2 separate regions of the Homo sapiens genome follow, and region 1 is linked to region 2. Evidence: chromatin loops called from intact Hi-C (ENCODE). Cell type or tissue: psoas muscle. All regions are shown on one strand. Links, peaks and the distances in the headings refer to the core of each region. The heading gives the core; the rest is flanking DNA.

What was found. Hi-C counts contacts between places; a loop is a spot of excess contacts. Peaks named below come from ENCODE experiments on the same cell type or tissue, not always from the same donor. Only the 100,000 strongest peaks of a DNase experiment are listed, where the experiment ranks them.
Region 1: a loop joins it to region 2, with 4 times the contacts of the local background. A loop is called at or near these places in 1 of 110 quality-filtered maps.

What each region holds. Positions count from the first base shown.
Region 1 is chr22:17,670,402-17,673,219 of GRCh38, reverse strand. All of the region lies in intron 2 of BCL2L13 (BCL2 like 13), which reads right to left. Among named protein-coding and RNA genes, the nearest start is that of BCL2L13, 33 kb to the right of the region's middle. In psoas muscle, for the core only: no CTCF peak of the experiment used is centred there; a DNase peak (open chromatin) is centred at 1,299; H3K4me3 peaks cover 813 bases; H3K27ac peaks cover 1,565 bases.
Region 2 is chr22:17,733,397-17,736,206 of GRCh38, reverse strand. BID (BH3 interacting domain death agonist) reads left to right here. Exons shown (of 6, transcript NM_001196.4): 6 at 616-2,069. The coding sequence ends at 627. Among named protein-coding and RNA genes, the nearest start is that of MIR3198-1, 29 kb to the left of the region's middle. In psoas muscle, for the core only: no CTCF peak of the experiment used is centred there; no DNase peak of the experiment used is centred there.

The DNA of each region.
Region 1 (2,818 bases), core at 240-2,739, 63 kb after region 2:
GACCTCCACTATTACTTGCATACTTATGAGAGTTTAATCAGTGACTGAATCATAGAACTTTACAGGTTTATAGTCTGTAAAGGCTGTCAAGTCTATCCTCATTACATAAAGAATATGAGACTTCAGAGAATTTAATGACTAGCCCAAGTTCTAATAAATAACAGAGAAATAACATTAGAAACTACATATTCTGGTAAATAGAATTATTATTGACTCCCAGGACATACGACTATAATTTTTGACGCACAGTGACAAGGAATACATGAATGCTTTATCTGCCATCTGTCATCTGCCCCTTTTTGGAAAATCTACATACCCAAAACATACATACACCCACACACATCCAATCACACCACCATCAATACCACCACCATCCCACAAAGCAAATGACAAAAATGTCATGGTTACCATATGCCTCACCCCACCAGATTAAAGAAAAGCAGCTGATTAAAGGAGAGCTTATTCTCTTGAGACTAATGTGATGCTGATTACACATGACAAGTTGTCATACTTCATAATAAACCATGTGGAAAACCTAAACCAGAAAATGTCTGCTGCTGTTAGGACACAAAGGCTATTTATTTAGCTGACCAGTGACACAGAGAGATTCAGTGATTTGCATTTAATTAATCCTCTCCACCTAGTTTTTCTAAAGCACAGAGCTACGCAGTGGGGCCAATGCTGCATAAATTCTGGACTATAAACCAAGATACAAATATTTCAAAGATAAACAGACTTTAGCACACTAAGTCCCACCCACTTGTTTCAAATGAAGTCAAGTGAGTCAGTAATCATTATATTCCAGCCCTAAAATTCATTCAGAGCTATCAAAGTGAATAGAAGATTAACAAGTTTAGCCAAGTTGAATGGACTAGAGCTCCCAGAGCAAAATACTTTCGAAATCTATGGTTCCCCAAACTGGAAACACATTTAAATTACCTATAAAACACATTAAATTATAGATTCCCAAGTCCTAGCATGCAGTATCTGGTCCTGTAGGTCTAGGGTAGAGCTCCATGATCTTTGTTTTAGCAAGTATTCAGGCAATTAGCCTTGCGATAACACTCTAGGCAGTCCAAATAATTACAATCAAATCAAAAAGGTCCATTGAACATATAGACAGAATGGTTCAATTGTTCATTAAATAGCAAAAACAAATACCTCAAAATATACCTTACTGGACCAGCAATTAAGAAACCAGATGTTGGCCGGGCACAGTGGCTCATGCCTGTAATCCCAGCATTCTGGGAGGCCAAGGCGAGCGGATCACCTGAGGTCAGGAGTTTGACACCAGCCTGGCCAACATGGTGAAATGACATCTCTACTAAAAATACAAAAATTGGCTGGGCGTGATGGCGCGCTCCTTTAATCCCAGCTACTCAGGAGGCTGAGGCATGAGAATTGCTTGAACCCAGAAGGCAGAGGTTGCAGTGAGCAGAGATTGCACCACTGCACTCCACTCCAGCCTGGGAAAGAGTGTGAGACTCTGTCTGAAAAAGAAAACAGATGTTTGGGGCAGAGTGGCACTTTGGGAGGCTAAGGCATAAAGATCGCCTGAGCTCAGAAGTTTGAGACCAGCCTGAGGAACATGGCGAAACAAATGTCTCTACAAAAAAAATAAATAAATAAAGGAGCAAGATTTTTTTTTTTTTTTGAGATGTAGCCTCACTCTGTTGCCCAGAATGGAGTGCATGGCGCGATCTCAACTCACTTCAACCTCTGCTGCCCAGGTTCAAGCGATTCCCCTGCCTCAGCCTCCTGAGTAGCTGGGACTACAGGCGCCCGCCACAACTCCTGGCTAATTTTTTTTTTTTTTTTTTTTTTTTGAGATGGAGTCTCGCTCTGTCACCCAGGCTGGAGTGCAGTGGCGTGATCTTGGCTCACTGCAAGCTCTGTCTCCCGGGTACACGCCATTCTCCTGCCTCGGCCTTCCCAGTAGCTGGGACTACAGGCACCCACCATCACACCCACCTAATTTTTTGTATTTTTAGTAGAGAAGGGGTTTCACCGTCTTAGCCAGGATGGTCTCGATCTCTTGACCTCATGATCTACCCACCTCGGCCTCCCAAAGTGTTGGCATTACAGGTGTGAACCACCGTGCCCGGCCAATTTTTTGTATTTTTAATAGAGACAGGGTTTCACCATGTTAGCCAGGATGGTCTCGATCTCTTGACCTCATGATCTGCCCACCTCGGCCTCCCAAAGTGCTGGCATTACAGGTGTGAGCCACTATGCCCAGTCTTTTGTTTTGTTTTAAACAACCAAATTCCAGACAGCCAATCATGATTGCAGTTTTCAGGTTCTAGCGTTATCATACCCCCTAAGCATCTTGCAGATTGGGAGACAGACTGATGGAGGACAGATCTGAGGGAAAAGAATGCAGAATTCCACCATGCACCACCCAAGGTCTGGCTTCACAGTGGTCGAGATCAACCATCTTCTGTTCCTGATAGAAAAGCTAAGATAAGAATGAAACAGTACACATCTCTGGAAATAATATATTATGGCTCAATTTCAAATTGGGTTATACAAATCTGCCTTGAAAAGCTGATGTAAGCCGGGCGCAGTGGCTCATGCCTGTAATCCCAGCACTTTGGGAGGCCGAAGCAGCCGAGGTCGGGGGCTTGAGACCAGCCTGACCAACATGGAGAAACCCCATCTCTACTAAGAACACAAAATAAGCCAGGCATGATGGCGCATGCCTGTAATCCCAGCTACTTGGGAGGCTGAGGCAGGAGAATCACTTGAACCTGGGAGGCAGAGGTTGCGGTGAGCCAAGATCACGCCATTGCACTCCAACCTGGGCAACAAGAGCGAA
Region 2 (2,810 bases), core at 1-2,500:
TTACAGGCGTGAGCCACTGCGCCCGGCCTAATGTTTGGGATTTTATGACATGTCAGAAGCATTACTTCAGGCTTTGGTTTTTAAGTAAAATAGCATCTAATCCTCTACTGAGAACTCATAAGAAAACATTCCTTATATGCTGTGGTCTTCAGTTATACAAGCATTTTAAAAACAGGAGAATGAATATAAATCTTAAATCAGGCATTAAACCCAGCTGAATTGTTGGAAGGAGGTAAGCCTGAGACCATTCCTGGACAGCTTTTACCAACACCCATGTAAAGGGGGAAAGGGTGGGCAAGACGTGTGCAGCAGTCTGTATGGACAGCTTACCAGAGACTGAGGGCTGAGGCAGAATCGTGATTCCTCTGACCCAGCAGGGGCCTCCTGACACCGTCAGTGCCTTGGAGATGTGAATACCCACCTCACCGCCTGAACGGCCTGTTTTTGCAGTTGCCCCCATGTAGCAAAAAGTAGGATGCACGGATAGGACTTCAGGGGTCTGGAGAACATGTTTTTGCATAAACCCCAGCTTTGCTCTACTGTGGCACAGAGCTCTGGAGCCTGGTTTGTGAATGAGCCTAGCTGATTCTGGCTTTTTCTCCTTTCTTGCTCTAGGGGATGGACTGAACGGACAGTTCCAGAAGTGTGACTGGCTAAAGCTCGATGTGGTCACAGCTGTATAGCTGCTTCCAGTGTAGACGGAGCCCTGGCATGTCAACAGCGTTCCTAGAGAAGACAGGCTGGAAGATAGCTGTGACTTCTATTTTAAAGACAATGTTAAACTTATAACCCACTTTAAAATATCTACATTAATATACTTGAATGAAAATGTCCATTTACACGTATTTGAATGGCCTTCATATCATCCACACATGAATCTGCACATCTGTAAATCTACACACGGTGCCTTTATTTCCACTGTGCAGGTTCCCACTTAAAAATTAAATTGGAAAGCAGGTTTCAAGGAAGTAGAAACAAAATACAATTTTTTTGGTAAAAAAAAATTACTGTTTATTAAAGTACAACCATAGAGGATGGTCTTACAGCAGGCAGTATCCTGTTTGAGGAAAGCAAGAATCAGAGAAGGAACATACCCCTTACAAATGAAAAATTCCACTCAAAATAGGGACTATCTATCTTAATACTAAGGAACCAACAATCTTCCTGTTTAAAAAACCACATGGCACAGAGATTCTGAACTAAAGTGCTGCACTCAAATGATGGGAAGTCCGGCCCCAGTACACAGGGGCTTGACTTTTTCAACTTCGTTTCCTTTGTTGGAGTCAAAAAGAACCACTTGTGGTTCTAAAAGGTGTGAAGGTGATTTAAGGGCCCAGGTCAGCCACTGTTTGTTTACAAAATCAGGTAACTAACTGCATACACTTTTTCTCTTTCCATGACATCAAGACTTTGCTAAAGACATGAAGCCACGGGTGCCAGAAGCTACTGCGATGCCCCGGGAGTTAGCCCCCTGGTAATAGCTGTAAACTTCCAATTTCTAGCCATACGCTCAGCTCATCCATGCCTCAGAAGTGCATCTGGAGAGAACAGGTTTCTAAGCATAAAAGATGAAAGAGCAGTTGGACTTTTTAAAAATTCAGCAAAGTGGTTCCCTCTCTTAGGGACAGTCAAAACCAAGTCACTTAGGTAGTACCAAAATAAATAAGGAAAAGCTTAGCTTTAGAAACAGTGCAACACTGGTCTGCTGTTCCAGTGGTAAGCTATGTCCCAGGAATCAGTTTAAAAGCACGACAGTGGATGCTGGGTCCATATCACACACATTGCTGTGAACAGGAAACTCCTGTGACCACAACATGAGGCCACTGGAGACGCATATGAGTAAGGGCACTGACGGACTCATGATTTCTTCTTACCAGATGCTTTCCTGTTCTTTAAGAGTTTAAAATCATCAGAAAGGAAAAACAAACTCTATATTGTTCAGCATGCAATACATACCACGCTAGGGCTGGCTCAATTGAAAGTGGGCAAAAGCTTACAAATACTAAAAAGAAGTGCTGCCGCGCAGTGTGGAGGCCACTGTTTGGAAATAAATCTTCCTAACACTACGACTTTTCATGTTTTGGAGTGGACTTTTAAAAAAGTTTTCCAACCACAATGGAAACAGGTTGAACCACACTGCGCCTACACATCCATCCATACGTCAGCCATTATAATCAGATTCTCACTGGGGGAGGCATTTTCTTCCCAAAGGAGCTGTATGCAGTCATCACCCGGAACTAATGGGAAAGTGTTCTTAAGCAGCAAGTGACTCTGGACCACCTCTCTCACACACTGACTCTTCCACAGCATCTTCACCTGCTTCTGTTTCACTTGAATTCATACAGTAGGCCACCATTTTATAACAGGTCTTAGTGTAAATTCTTCCAGACCAAGTCTGAGATAGTCTTGGTTGTAAAGCAAGACCGTCACCCCTTCTCCCAAAGCCAACATTATAAAAAGATTCCATTGTCTCAAACACAAATGTTCCAGTCTTGAGCACTTCCCAGCCATGGTGACTCGGGCATATCCTGGCAGTTGGTGGATTTTGCCCTGTAACACAATCCTTGTGGATATGATTCAAAGGTGACTTTAATTCAGAGAATGTGTTTTCCTTTCTGTTTTAAAAATATTTGAATTAAGTGATGGAAATTCTTTTGTTAAACATCAAAAGCTTTCTCCTTGAAAAGATGCTTGGTGTATCTGAAAGTCACGTGGGACATTTGGTGCATTCAGAAGGTCAAATCATTCCTGACCTCTCCTCTTAGGACCCAGCATTAACTGCTGCGATACTCAAGGCTTCCTTAAAGGAT